Regions from separate parts of the Homo sapiens genome. Here region 1 is linked to region 2. The links are chromatin contacts, found by Hi-C in ENCODE. All regions are on one chromosome and are shown on one strand. Each heading gives the region's core, a stretch centred on a gene start or an enhancer-like site at or near the end of the contact. The rest is flanking DNA. Distances are from core to core; before and after follow the strand shown.

Region 1 (6,969 bases), core at 2,552-5,051, 790 kb after region 2:
CTACAGGTGCCCACCACTACACCTGGCTAATTTTTGTATTTTTAGTAGAAATGGAGTTTCACCATGTTGGCCAGTCTGGCCTCAAACTCCTGACCTCAGACCATCTGCCTGCCTTGGCCTCCCAAAGTGCTGGGATTACAGGCATGAGCCACTGCACCCAGCCTTAGAGTTCTTTTGATTCAATCTTCTGCCCCTGAATCATTTCTACAATACCTCTGGCAGATAGGTGGGCCTATTTTTCTGCTTGCCTGCTTCCATGGAGTAAAGACCTCAGTACCTCTCCAAAACAACCAGTATCATTGGTGTATAGATACACATTTTAGAAAGGTCTTCTTTACTTTAACTAAAAAAAAAAAATCCATCTTGTAATTTTCACATTTTATCCTATAGTCCCCAGAATTATCCAAAATAATGTATTCCTACTATGTGCCTGGCTAACAGCACAGGAGCTAACAGCAGCCTTAAATAGGAGTGACAGCAAAGAGTTAGCGGAGGTCAGCCCGTGTAGAGAAGTTTCCAAAATGACCATAAGCTGAGTGTGGTGGCTCACACTTGTAATCACAGCATTCTGGGAGGCCAAGGTGGGAGAATCACTTGAGGCCAGGAGTTTGAGACCAGCTTGGGTAACATAGAGAGATGCTCGTCTCTAAAATAAACAAACAAAATGGTCATAAAATGAATGAAAGGAACAGTGAAACACAGTGATTACATGCACTAGCTCTGGAGCCAGAAAACCTTAAATTTATATGCTAACTCAGCTAGTTCCTAGTGTTAGCGATCTTGGGCAAGTTATTTAACTATCCGTAGCCTGTTTCTTGATCAGTAAAATGGGCATAATCATAGCAGCCATGCCATAGGTTTGTCATGAGTATAAAATGAGAATTCATCGAGAGTCCTGAGCACCATCCCAATCCCTGTATCCAGTGGCTCTCATTAATATTAGCCCATGAATGTTAACAATGCCCTCCAACTTAGGAACAAGGAAGTGCATTTGGAAAAACATAGCTCTACAAAGGTCTGTCTCCTAACCTGTGATGGCCATTTACCCATCATGTAACAGGGAGAAGCACATGATTATAATGTCTAGAAAATTTTAAATAATTCTACAGAAAAAAACCTGAGTATAAAGGTTGAGTGAACACTTTTACACTTTTGGGAAGTTTCTATGACTTATTTAAGTGATGATTCCCACCCTTAGTCAAGCTGAAAAGCAGCTCCTAAAGGGTGAGAGGCATTAAGGTATTGTGCTTAAGAGCATGACTGGGCAAGCTATTCACTCTGCATCTTAGTTTTCTCAACTGTAAGATGGGGTTAATATCCCTACCTCATAGTGTTGGTGGGAGGATTAAATGAGTTAGTACCTGTAATGTGCTGGCACACAGTGAGCACAAAATATGTGTTAACTATGATGAGGATGATGGTGATGGTGGTGATGGTGATGATGGTGGTGATGGTAATGACGATGACGATAAAGGAAAAGGAGAAGGAAGAAGAAGAATGGGGAAAAAAAGGAAGAAGATGTTGGTAATTATGGCAATGATGATGATGGCAATGATGATAGATAATGATGTTGGTGATGGTGTGATGTTGATAGCAATGGTGGTAGTGATTATGGAGATGATGCTATAAATGGTGATGGCAATGATGTGATGTTGATGATGATGACGATGATACCAATGTCGGCATCATTTAGTCTCTGCCCTTTCCAGAACCATGGTTCCAGAAACACCATTTTCAGAACGTAGCCCCTGATGAAATGCATATAAAAGCTTTATGAAGCTGCAAAAGGAATAATGAAAAGATAAAGCACTCTTCTTAAAATTCAGAGTAAGTGGGTGGGGTGGGGGGAGGGTAGTACAAAGAAGTGGTTAAGAACAGAAGCTTTGGACTTAAGAGTCCTTGCTTTGTATCTCAGTATTGCTAGTTATGAGTCTGCCTCTTTAATTGTGCCAACTGGGATTCATGTTTAAAATCTGCATAATGGGGATAATAAAAATACTCATATGGAGTATCTCTGCGTATTAAAAGGGCAATATGCACAAAACACTTTGTAGAGAGCCTGGAACATAGTAACTGAAGAATAAACATTAGTTATCACTGGTATTAATGGGCACAATTAAAGGTGAATGATCTGAGCCAAGGAACAAATGCTATTGAATTTCATATCTAAAAGGCAGTAATAGCTGTGCTGTTCAGCAAAAGTGGATGGGAGGATTCCAAGGCAGATAATTCAGCTGGACCCAAATAGTCTCCACATAGAAGAGTTTTAAGGTTATCTATCTAAACCAACAGAACTGCTCCCTCTGCCCTTGGCCTCGCCATACATTGCAGAAACTCTTCCCAGTCTTCCTGCCAGAAGATTCCAGTGTCCACATGATTTCTCTCCACTTCTTTGGAGGGTCCCTTCCACTGATAGCTTAAAGTGTCAGCAAGAGTTTCCTTTCACTGAACCACAGTTATTTCCTTGAAGCTTCAACCCACTAGCTCTAGTTCTCTACTGTAAGCAAAGGAGACTAATTCTACTACAATTTCCGGATGGCAGTCCTTTAAAACTCTGAAGCCAGTTCTTGGGTCACTCCTTATGAGTCTCCTCTAGGGAAACATTTCTCATAAGACACATAGTAGATATGGGTGCTCTATTTCATTCAAAAATATACATATAGAGTCTTCACTCTTTTTCTCCAGACAGGATCTTGAATTTGCAGAATGAGATTCTATTCCAGGGACCTTTATGTAAAGATTTATAGACATTTGCTACAACGCATTGTGCAACCTTGTATTTTAGGTCAAATAAGTAATTGAAACAAGTTTCTTTATGTTTCCCCTCTATATAGAAATAATTAATAATAATATTAAATTGAGGGTCCAACATCGGCTAGGCACAGTGCTGGGTGTTTAACATAAGTTATCGCATTTTATACTTCAGCAGCTCTGGAACTAAGCAGCTAATGCATTCAATTGAGAGAGTGTTTGCATGTTTCGGAAATTGGGCCTTGTATCCTGGAAAAGAGCTATATTCTACGCTTCATTTACACTTCACTCATCAAAACACTCTTTGGTAAGAGCTATTTGATGTTCTAGGTCCAACTTTTTTTTTAGCTTTTGCCTTTGAGAGGTCATGTTTTGCATTCTTTGACTCAATCCTCAAGGCTCTGAGCCTGCTTAAAATGTAGAAGGCAGATAACGTTTGGGCTTGAAGTTTGAAATAACATTTTTTTTTCCATTTCTCCTTTGGGAGGGATATTGTATTTCACCCACAGGGGTTCTTTTTACTTGTTGCTGATTTTCAAAAGAAAAAAAGAAAAGAACAAAATTACAAAATCCATTACGTGAAGGCATTAGAACTGAGTGTGAAAAACAATTTAGAATAGAGGCTCCCAAGAATGTTTGATTTGGAGAGAACTAGAAAATCATTCTTGGTTAAAAAAAAAAAAAAGATGCAGTTCCAGTATTAGAATAAAATCAGACACTAATTTCTTCCAGCTAAAGTACAGCCAAGAGTCAAAATGCCAAGTCATCATTTAAAAAAACGGCAAATCTTAGTATTTCTTTCCTGGACAAAAACACCTAGGAAGACAATAAAACTTTACAGAACTGCCAGTTTTCAACATGCTGGCAGCAAAACCCAGCAGATGCACCAACAAGAAAGGCAGACCTAAACCAGCCTAGCAGGGGCATCATTTGGCAAAGGGACAGCCTGCCACCATACTGGTTTCTATTTCAGATAACAAAATTGTCCAATAGTGTCTAATAGAGTTAACTCAACCAGCTGTGTGGCTGACAGGCCTGCACCTGCTTTCAGTATCAGTTCTGGCTTCTGAACAGCACAGGCTATTCCAGTTCTTCTCACCGTGTTAAACCACAGAAAATTTCCCAATGCACAAGTTCTGAAACTATCTTCAACGCATACGCATTTGTTTTGCTGTGGCTCAGAAGTTAGGCTTATTGAAGATGGAAAGATGGTCCCAGAGAGAACAAAGTGGGAACGTAAGGGGCTCCCAGACCCAAAGCTGAGGAAGACGACAGTGAATTGAAACTTGCCATTAAGGCTATAACAGCTTAATCACCTGGATATGATAGCAGCAGTTAGACAAGCCACAAAGAGACTCAACTGAAAGCTGAAGCATTGTGCTACAAGACAGCTAAGGGGCAGAAGAGCCAACAGCAACATTCCCCACATGTGGGAAGGGGCATATGTTTCCATTTATTTACAGCCTATTGATTATGCAGCTTTTTTTTTTTTTTTTTTTTTTTTTTTTTTTTTTTTTTTTTTTTTTAATGAGACGGAATCTCACTCTTTCATCCAGGCTGGAGTGCAGTGGCGCGATCTCGTCTCACTGCAAGCTCCGCCTCCCGGGTTCACGCCATTCTCCTGCCTCAGCCTCCCTAGTAGCTGGGACTACAGGCAACTGCCACTGCACCCGGCTAATTTTTTGTATTTTTAGTAGAGATGGGGTTTCACCATGTTAGCTAGGATGGTCTTGATCTCCTGACCTCATGATCCGCCCGCCTCAGCCTCCGAAAGTGCTGGGATTACAGGCGTGAGCCACCACTCCCGGCCAACTATACAGAATTCTTAATAAGGCAAGCTGAAGCTGACGGCAATTTACAAGTCAGGGAAATAAGAATCAACTGGTCAAGGAACACATCAAAACTGGGAGGACTTGAATCAAGTCCACCACCCTTAATAATAGCCACCTTCCTTAAGAACAGCACAGACCTACACAACTATCCAAATGTTCTAATAAAGGTAGAAAATACATACAAACAAGTATTTTTCTGTGAAAGCAGCTTTATGGTAAGATTATTTATCAAGGCCATTGCCCCAATTACTTGTTTCTACTTATTTGAACAGAGACAGTGTAATGGAATCCTGCTCCTAAAACTTGTATGTTTTTTTAACCAATGGTAAGAGATGGGACTCACAACTCACAGTTGCTCTGTCCAATGAATTGATGTAATTGATGTCATTGTTATTAATATTAGAAGTACACCATCAATGGAGGTAGTTTAGGTGGTGGTGACAAGCACTGACTCTGGAGTTAAATTATTTGGGTTTGTGAACTGTCTCTGCAACTTGCTACTTATATAAACTAGTTGTTATTTCACCTCTTTGAGCCTCCGTTTTTTCATCTGTTAAATGGAGATACTAATGGCACCTACATGACAGGTTTGTTGTGAGAATTAGATTGATTAATAAATAGAATTTAGCACAGTATGCCAGACACACTCTAGGCACTTGATAAATGCTAATTACTGTAGATGTGATAATACCTTTGGTTGTTGTTAATTAATCAACATCTGTACTTCCTTCCTGGGATTATTGAGAGTGCTGCAACAATTTCTCATCTGCCAATTATTTGCCAACTTTGTCTTCTGGAGTTGGAGGCATAAGAGTTAGGTCAATCTCTTTGTGTAATCTTGGTTATATGATGTCACCTCTGTGAACATTATCTGTAAAATTGGAATAATCCCATGCAACTCAAAGAATTGTTATGAGGATTCAAGATTTTGTATATGAGTCTAAAACACTATATAACATTATTGTAATAATTATTAATTATGTCTAATTAGGAGGGTAATAAAGCAAAATGATCCCATGACCCCACAGATCCTCCCAACAGTCAAAAGCTTCATGACATGAGTCCTTGGAAAAAAAGAAGAGAAAGTTGCATTAAACATCACCCAACTTCTCAAGAGAACCAGAAATTGTGAGTAGGAGCTTTTCATACACCCTGAATCTGCCGGCACGTATAAATCGAGGTCTTCTCATTCTTCCCTCATTTTCAATACCACTTATTGGGAAGGAAGGTACTGAAATGAAAACAATTTGGAACCAAAAGGCACAACTCTCAGAGCCACAGCGATACAGTGACAAGTGAAATGGGCTTTCTAATAGTATCCTGCTGCGGATTAACAGACACCTGGTATTCCACCTCGGAGGTGGCTGGTGATGCAGCCTTCTTCACTAGGAGTCAACGGTCCACTCCTAGCTCTTTTTCCACCATCCTCCCTTTTCCAACCTTTCAAGGCATGACCTCTTTTCCACCAGTTCCTCCCCGCCACCCACATCCCATATATTAACAGAAGCCCTTCAAATATCTCCTCCAGCTTTTACAAGGCAGAGATGGAGTTGGTCATTTAACATATGAAAGGAATTTTCTTCTGGGGAGTTAAGTAAGTGATGTGAGGAAGTGATGAGCATCCTTTTGGCAGCTACTGCTCCATGGTGTCTCTTGGCCTTCAAACACCCAACTTTCCCTTTTGCAGAGGTAGCGTTGCCTAGTGGTTCATAGCAGACACTCTGAAGTGAGAAAGACCCGAAACTGAGTCTACCATGAGAATAAGTGTTTTTATTACCTTATAAACACTAAAATATTTCCCATCTCAGGGACTTTGCGCACTCTGCTCCCTTTGGCTGGAATGACTTTTCTCCGGCTCTTTTCATATCTGATTCTTCACCCTTCAGCTTTCAGTAGAAACATCACTTCTGCAAAGAGGCAAGAGGTGTGTTCCTTCCATCCTTCACGTTTTCCATCTCAGTACCCCATATCTGCCCTTCACAGGAGCCATAATATAGTGCAATTATTTTATGTATTTGATTCCTTACTCATTTTTGTTTAAATTCCCTATGAGATTATAACCCCAGGGGTCATGCTCTGTTGTTTTCACTGGTGTATCCCCTGTGGGGTTTGGCACTGAACACTAGGTAAATTCTTCAGATGAATGGATGAATGCAATTGTGACTGCTGTCCACTAACAATGTGACCTTGAAAAAGGCACTTGACTTTCCTAAGCCTCAATGTTCTTACATCTCAAAGGAGGATAATATCGCCTACCTCACAGCTACTTGGAAAACTGGACATGGAATGCACCACTGTTCTACTGCATCGGTTCCAAAATGCACATCTTTTGCACTTTAACTTTTTTGAAATAAAGATCTTATAATAGCTAGACTCTTCAGTCAAA
Region 2 (6,915 bases), core at 577-3,076:
GGTGGCTGAGATGGGCCTTCTGAGCCTGGGGAGGGCCAGGGCTCTCAGTGGGTCCAGCAATTGAGATTTCCCTTCCTTCTGAGGTGTGACCTAGCAGGGCCTGGTCTGCCCAATGGAACCTTCTCCAGAGGCCTCCCTTGTTAACATTCACTTCAGCTGCAAGTTTGACAACTACTGTGGTTTACATCTCCCAGGACGTCCTTCTGCCCATTCTTTGGAAAGGCCATCCCCCTTATTCTGGCTCATCTGTCGTGTCCTCCCGGGCATGTCTTCACCCTCTCCTCCTGTGTGAGTCTCTGGGCCCCTTGTTTCTCATTCTGCCTTGTGATGATTTTCCTTGCTGGTTTCCTGGTGTTTTGGGTCTGCTATTGCTGTAGGGCAGGGTCTGCATGTGTGTATTCACTGTTGCCCTGGCACTGAATAGACACCAGTACGCAGTTGAATGAGGGGATTCCCAGCTTACAGATGAGAGGGCTGAGGCACTGAAAGGTCTGGGGGGTGCGCAGATCTCTCTGGCTTCTGTCCTGTCTGAAAGGTTTGGGGGGTGCGCAGATCTCGCTGGCTTCTGTCCTGTCTGAAAGGTTTGGGGGGTGCGCAGAGCTCTCTGGCTTCTGTCCTGTCTGAAAGGTTTGGGGGGTGCGCAGATCTGTCTGGCTTCTGTCCTGTCTGAAAGGTTTGGGGGGTGCGCAGATCTCGCTGGCTTCTGTCCTGTCTGAAAGGTTTGGGGGGTGGGCAGATCTGTCTGGCTTCTGTCCTGTCTGAAAGGTTTGGGGGGTGCTCAGATCTGTCTGGCTTCTGTCCTGTCTGAAAGGTTTGGGGGGTGGGCAGATCTGTCTGGCTTCTGTCCTGTCTGAAAGGTACTCATGAGCATTTCTTGTCAAGCCCAAGCTTGGGTTCAAAATCAGGAGGGGATTGGGGAGTGTGGGCTGGTAGGAACTTGGGCAGATAACTTAATCTGAGCCTCAGTTTTCTCATCTGTGAAGGTGGGCGTGACAAAGCTAACTCACAGGACTGCGAGCACATCAAACATTTGGTTGGTTCTTAGTGTGCTTTCAACAACCTCTTTTTTTTTTTGAGACAAAGTCTCACTGTTGCCCAGGCTGGAGTGCACTGGCATAATCTCAGCTCACTGCAACCTCTGCCTCCTGGGCACAAGCGATTCTCCTGCCTCAGCCCTCCAAGTAGGTGGGATTACAGGTGACGGGTGTGCCCCACCACACCCAGCTAATTTTTATTTAGCAGGCTGGAGTGCAGTGGTGCGATCTCAGTTCACTGCAACCTCCGCCTCCTGGGTTCAAGCGATTCTCCTACCTCAGCCTCCAGAGTAGCTGGGATTATAGGTGCACGCCACCACGCCCATCTGATTTTTTTTTTTTTTTGTATTTTTAGTAGAGATGGGGTTTCACCATGTTGGCCAGGCTGGTCTCGAACTCCTGACCTCGGGTGATCCACCCACCTTGGCCTCCCAAAATGCTGGGATTACAGATGTGAGCCACTGCACCTGGCCCTAATTTTTGTATTTTTTAGTAGAGACGGGGTTTCACCGTGTTGGCCAGGCTGGTCTTGAACTCCTGACCTCAGGTGATCCACCTGCCTTGGCCTCCCAAAGTGCTGGGATTACAGGTGTGAGCCACCGTGCCTGGCCAACAACCTCTTGTTTTAAGGGCCTGGCTTTGCCCGGTCAGTGACCCAAAGATGCCCGTGAAAGCTGTTTGACCCTGGTTGACTCAGATGAACCTGGGCTGAGTTAGAGACCTTCCCCTCAGTCACACACCATTCAATGATGTCAGCAAATGCTGAAATAATCTTTCCCCACCCACAGAGCCATGCACCTACAAAGGCCTGACCCCCACGGGGGCATCTGAGGTCAGCCTCGAGCCCCCTAAGGCTGGGAACCCTGTATTTTCCTGTGGTGACTCACTTCCTGTTGGGGCCTTGGTTTTTGAAAGACAGAAACAGCTCAGAGTCTGCTCCATGGAAATGGCTGGGCCTGCCCACCAGACCCTTAAAGCGACAGTTTTCCCACGGCAGGGCTTGTCCTGGGAGGTCCCTGGTGGCGAATGGGGTGCTGACAAACGGGCCCAGAACTTCTTGAGTCAGGATTTGAAGCGAGGGGGGTCTGCTGCCAGATTCCACAGCTCAGACACGTCCTCTTTTCCCCACCCGGATTTTCAGTTCCCCTGAGGAACCACCTCTCCGTCTCCGAGTGCCCAGTCTGGTTCACTGAGCCATTTGTGCCCAGAAGGACCTGTAGTGCTGGGCATTTACTTGCTAACCTTGTTTAACTCACTGCCCTGTCTGGGCTCCGCTGCCTTTTGTCTCAAACTGGGTGATAAAACCCCAAGTTAATTGTGAAAATGCATCCTGTTTGCTTGGGGTGGTGCATTCAGATGCTGGCAGCCTGAGACCACAGCGATTCGCAGAGTGCACATCTGTTTAAGGACACTTGAACCTGTGTATTTAAAAACAGACCAGGTTGACCCACCAAGCACATCTGTGGACAGGGCTGTCTTTGGCTTCTCTTGGGTCAGGACACCTGGGAAAATGGGCAGGTACGCTTCCATGCTCCTTCGGAAACAGCTCTCTGGGCCTCACTATCCCCATCTCTAAAATGGGCTCCCTCGCCTGTCCTGGATCTGGGGTTCTGGGCTGGAATGCTCAGGAATCAGTGAACTGTACTCGCAGGTGCTTATTCTCTGGGTTTAGAACCTGCTCCCCCCGCCCCAAACATCTTCCCGTTTCCACACTACCAGGTGGGGTCCTGGTGGTGCCCTGGGCCTGCCCTTCGGGGCTCTGTTCTATAGGACCCTAGGGCTCTTGGTTGTGGCTGTAATCCTGTTATCCTTTGGCAGCAGACAAATCTATGGCTGTGTGCAAAGCAGGCTCTAGCTTCTCTGTAGGCAGGAGAGTGGGGACAAGACAAACTGGAAGTCCACCAATCCTGCAAGAATTCATGAAATGCCCACAGTGGGATGCGAGGGGCCAGTCACCACAGTCGTCTTGATAAGCCCATTCCCCAGCCGGCTCCTGGGTGCTTTCCATGCACATCCCCAAGGGACGTGTTTGTGCCTGTTTTGCTGATGCTCAGAAAGGTGGAGTGATTTGTGTGAGATGTCCAGTTGCGACTCTCACTTAGGATTTTCTCTCTGTAAGGTCCAGGCCCTCTTCCCCTGTGCAACATTTCCTTACCTGATCCTATCAGAGCACAACCCTTGCTTCCGTGGAGCATGTGATCCAGGAGAATGACATGTGGGGTCACTTTTATGTGTTTAACTTGGCTTTTTATTCACTCCAGATAAACGGTGGTGGTTCCCTGTGTAAGCAGAGAGAGAGAGAATAGTTTCCTGTTGATGCTTTTTCCACTGAATTATGCCTTTTAAAAAAATTTAATTTAATTTAATTTTTTTGAGACAGTGTTGCTCTGTTGCCCAGGCTGGAGTACAGTGGTGCAATCTTGGCTCACTGCAGCCTCTGCCTCCCAGGTTCAAGTGATTCTTCTGCGTCAGCCTCTTCAGTAGCTGGGATTACAGGCGCCTGCCACCACGCCCAGCTAATTTTTGTATTTTTAGTAGAGACGGAGTTTCACCATGTTGGCCAGGATGGTCTTGAACTCCTGACCTCAGGTGATCTGCCCATGTCAGCTTTCCAGAGTGCTGGGATTACAGGCGTGAGCCACTGTGCCTGGCCTAAAATTTTAGTGTTTTTTTTTTTTTTGAGATGGAGTTTGGCTCTTATTGCCCAGGCTAGAGTGCAGTGGCGCAATTTCGGCTCACTGCAACCTCCGACTTCCGATTTCAAGCAATTCTCCTGCCTCAGCCTCCCAAGTCGCTGGGATTACAGGCGCCCGCCACCACGCCCAGCTAATTTTTTTGTATTTTTAGTAGAGACGGGGTTTTACCATGTTGGTGAGGCTGGTCTCAAACTGCTTACCTCATGATCCACCCGCCTTGGCCTCCCAAAGTGCTGGGATTACAGGCATGAGCCACTACTCCTGGCCTAAAATTTTAATTAAAATTTTTTTTGAGACAGGGTCTCAACTATGTTGTCCAGGCTGGCATCAAACTCCTAGATTCAAGTGATCTTGTTTCCTCAGCCTCCTGAGTAGTTGGGACTACAGGTGCACACCACTGTGGCGGGCTCCAAATTATGCTTTTTCTTTATGAGAAAAATAGAATTCTTTATTAAGGTGGCTGGTTTAGAATACTAAAGAAAATACGACAGGACTAAACAAAATAATGCCGATGCGCAGTCTCTGGAGACAGGCTGCCTGATTGAATCCTGGCCCCACCACTTACTGAGTTGTGTGACCCTAAGCAAAATGCCCCCCCACTTTTTTTTTGAGACAAGGTCTCGCTGTGTTACCTAGGCTGAAGTGCAGTAACACAATCATAACTCACTGCAGCCTCAGACTCCCAGGCTTAAGCAATCCTCCCACCTCAGCCTACCGAGCTGGGACTACAGGTGTGCATTACCAGACCCATCTAATTTATTTTTTGTAAAGATGAGGTTTCATACCCTCTTCACACCTAAGTGCTATTTCTTTGCAAATTATAGTTCTAACACAAATCCAAAGGGATTTTGGGAAACTGATCGGAAGTACTGTATTCATGTTTGGCTCAAAGAATTCACAGCTGAGAATAGCTAAATAAATTTTGAGATAAAACAGAATTAAGGTCAGGCACAGTGGCTCACACCTGTAATGGTAGCACTTTGGGAGGCCGAGTAGGGCGGATCACAAGGTCAGGAGTTTGAGACCAGCCTGGCCAATATGGTGAAACCCCGTCTTTAGTAAAAATACAAAAAATTAGCCAGGCATGGTGGTGGGCGCCTGTAATCCCAGCTACTCAGGAGGCTGAAGCAGGAGAATTGCTTGAACCTGAGAGGCCGAGGTTGCACTGAGCCAAGATCGTGCCACTGTGCTCCAGCCTGGGCAATAGAATGAGACTCCGTCTCAAAAATAAAGAGAATTAAAACATGACAAAATTGTAATAATTCAAAGTTAGGTGTCAGCACAAAGACTGAAACAGGATAGATACTCCAGAAAATGCCCTGGTTAATATAAGAAGTTGATATCTCATCAGGAAATAGCACAAAATGACAGGGAAGGGATGAGTTAATCAGTTAATGGTGTTGGGAAAACTGACTTCTTGGGGAAAAACACATTAAGTTAGAGCATCACCTCAGGTACCCGAATATATTGACATTAAAGACTTAAATGCAAAATGGAAACATTAAAAAACTGGTGGGAAGTATAGCGAGTACTTAACTTTATTTTTATTTTTTGAGAGACAGGGTCTACTTTGTCACCCATGGTGAAGTGGAGTAGTGTGATTGTGGCTCACTGCAGCCTCAACCTCCCAGGCCCAATTGATCTTCCAGCCTCAGCTTTCCAAGTAGTTGGGACTAAAGGTGTGCACCACCACACCCAGCTAATTAAAAAATTTTTTTCTTTTCTTTTTTTTTTTTTGTAGAGACAGAGTCTCGCTATGTTGCTCAGGAAGGTCTCTAACTCCTGGGCTCCAGTGATCCTCCGCCTCTGCCACCCAAAGTGCTGGGATTATAGGTGTGAGCCACTGCACCCAGCCTGAATATTTTTTATAAACATAAAGGCAATGGAAAATATATTTTAAAATAAAAGATTGATTATGAGCATAAATGTAAGCTTTTGTTTATCATCAATATAAAAAATATTGAAAATGGAACTGGCAAACAGGACAAATTTAATCCCTCCCACCCACAGAGTTCCTATATGTGGATAAGAAGGTTATATGCCAAATAAGAAAAATAGGGGGCCGGGCGTGGTGGTGCACACCTGTAATCTCAGCACTTTGGAAGGCTGAGGTGGGCGGATCACAAGGACAGCACATCGAGATCATCCTGGCTAAGATGGTGAAACCCCATCTTTACTAAAAGTATAAAAAATTAGCCGGGTGTGGTAGCATGTGCCTGTAGTCCCAGCTACTCAGGAGGCTGAGGCAGGAGAATCACTTGAACCTGGGAGGCAGAAGTCGCAGTGAGCCAAGATCGCACCACTGCACTCCAGCCTGGGCCACAGAGTGAGACTCTGTCTCCAAAAAAAAAAAGAAAAAAGAAAAAAAGAAAAATAAAAGATAGGACCAGGGAGTTTTCAGAATCAGAAATAAAAATTACCAACTGATATATGAAAAAAATGGCTCAACATTATTTTGTGAGATTCAAATTTTTAGAAGTTGCCAGGCGTGGAGGCTTATGCCAATAATCCCAGCACTTTAGTAGGCTGAAGTGGGTGAATCACTTGAGGCCAGGAGTTCGAGACCAGCCTGGCCAACCTGGTGAAACCCTGTGTTTACTAAAAATACAAAAATTAGCCAGGCGTGGTGGTGGGCGCCTGTAATCCCAGGTACTCGGGAGGCTGAGGCAGGAGAATCATTTGAACCCGGGAGGCGGAGGTTGCAGTGAACTGAGATCGAGCCACTGCACTCCAGCCTGGGTGACAGAGCAAGACTGTCTCAAAAATGGAAATGGAAAAGGAAAAACAAAAAAAAGTGATACTGTGTTTTGAATACAGTTTTGAAAAGATAAGTGGCTATTACTTGGGGTTGGGAAGTCTGAGATGACGTGCCCGCTCACATGCTGCTGCTGAGAGGTGCTAAAACATTCTGAAAAATAAGTTGGCTGGGCCTGACACAGTGGCTCACGCCTTAATCCCAGCACTTTGGGAGGCCGAGTCGGGCAGATCACTCGAGGCAAGGAGTTCGAGACCAGCCTGGCCAACATGGTGAAACCCTGTCTCTACTTAAAAAAAAAAAAAAAAAAAAAATTAGTTGGGCCCAGTGGCGTGTGCCTGTAATCCCAGCTACTCAGGTGGCTGAGGCATGAGAATTGCTTGAACCTGGGAGGCAGAGGTTGCTGGGAGCGGAGATCACGGCACTGCAC

What was found. Hi-C counts contacts between places; a loop is a spot of excess contacts on that map. Pooled maps may share reads with other maps.
Region 1: a pooled map shows a loop between it and region 2 (3-fold over the local background). The contact joins two enhancer-like sites. A Hi-C loop is called at or near these places in 4 of 37 single-sample maps with no recorded cell type and 2 of 50 pooled maps.

The regions. Positions count from the first base shown.
Region 1 is chr16:9,910,675-9,917,643 of GRCh38, forward strand. All of the region lies in intron 3 of GRIN2A (glutamate ionotropic receptor NMDA type subunit 2A), which reads right to left. Among named protein-coding and RNA genes, the nearest start is that of GRIN2A, 270 kb to the right of the region's middle. Within about 2 kb of position 3,802, at least 3 of the 41 ENCODE cell types and tissues checked have a DNase peak (open chromatin) inside an H3K27ac peak, as active enhancers do.
Region 2 is chr16:9,125,890-9,132,804 of GRCh38, forward strand. No RefSeq gene overlaps it. Among named protein-coding and RNA genes, the nearest start is that of HAPSTR1, 38 kb to the left of the region's middle. RefSeq lists enhancers at 1,149-2,348, 1,723-2,017, 1,998-2,107, 2,178-2,257. Within about 2 kb of position 1,827, at least 17 of the 41 ENCODE cell types and tissues checked have a DNase peak (open chromatin) inside an H3K27ac peak, as active enhancers do.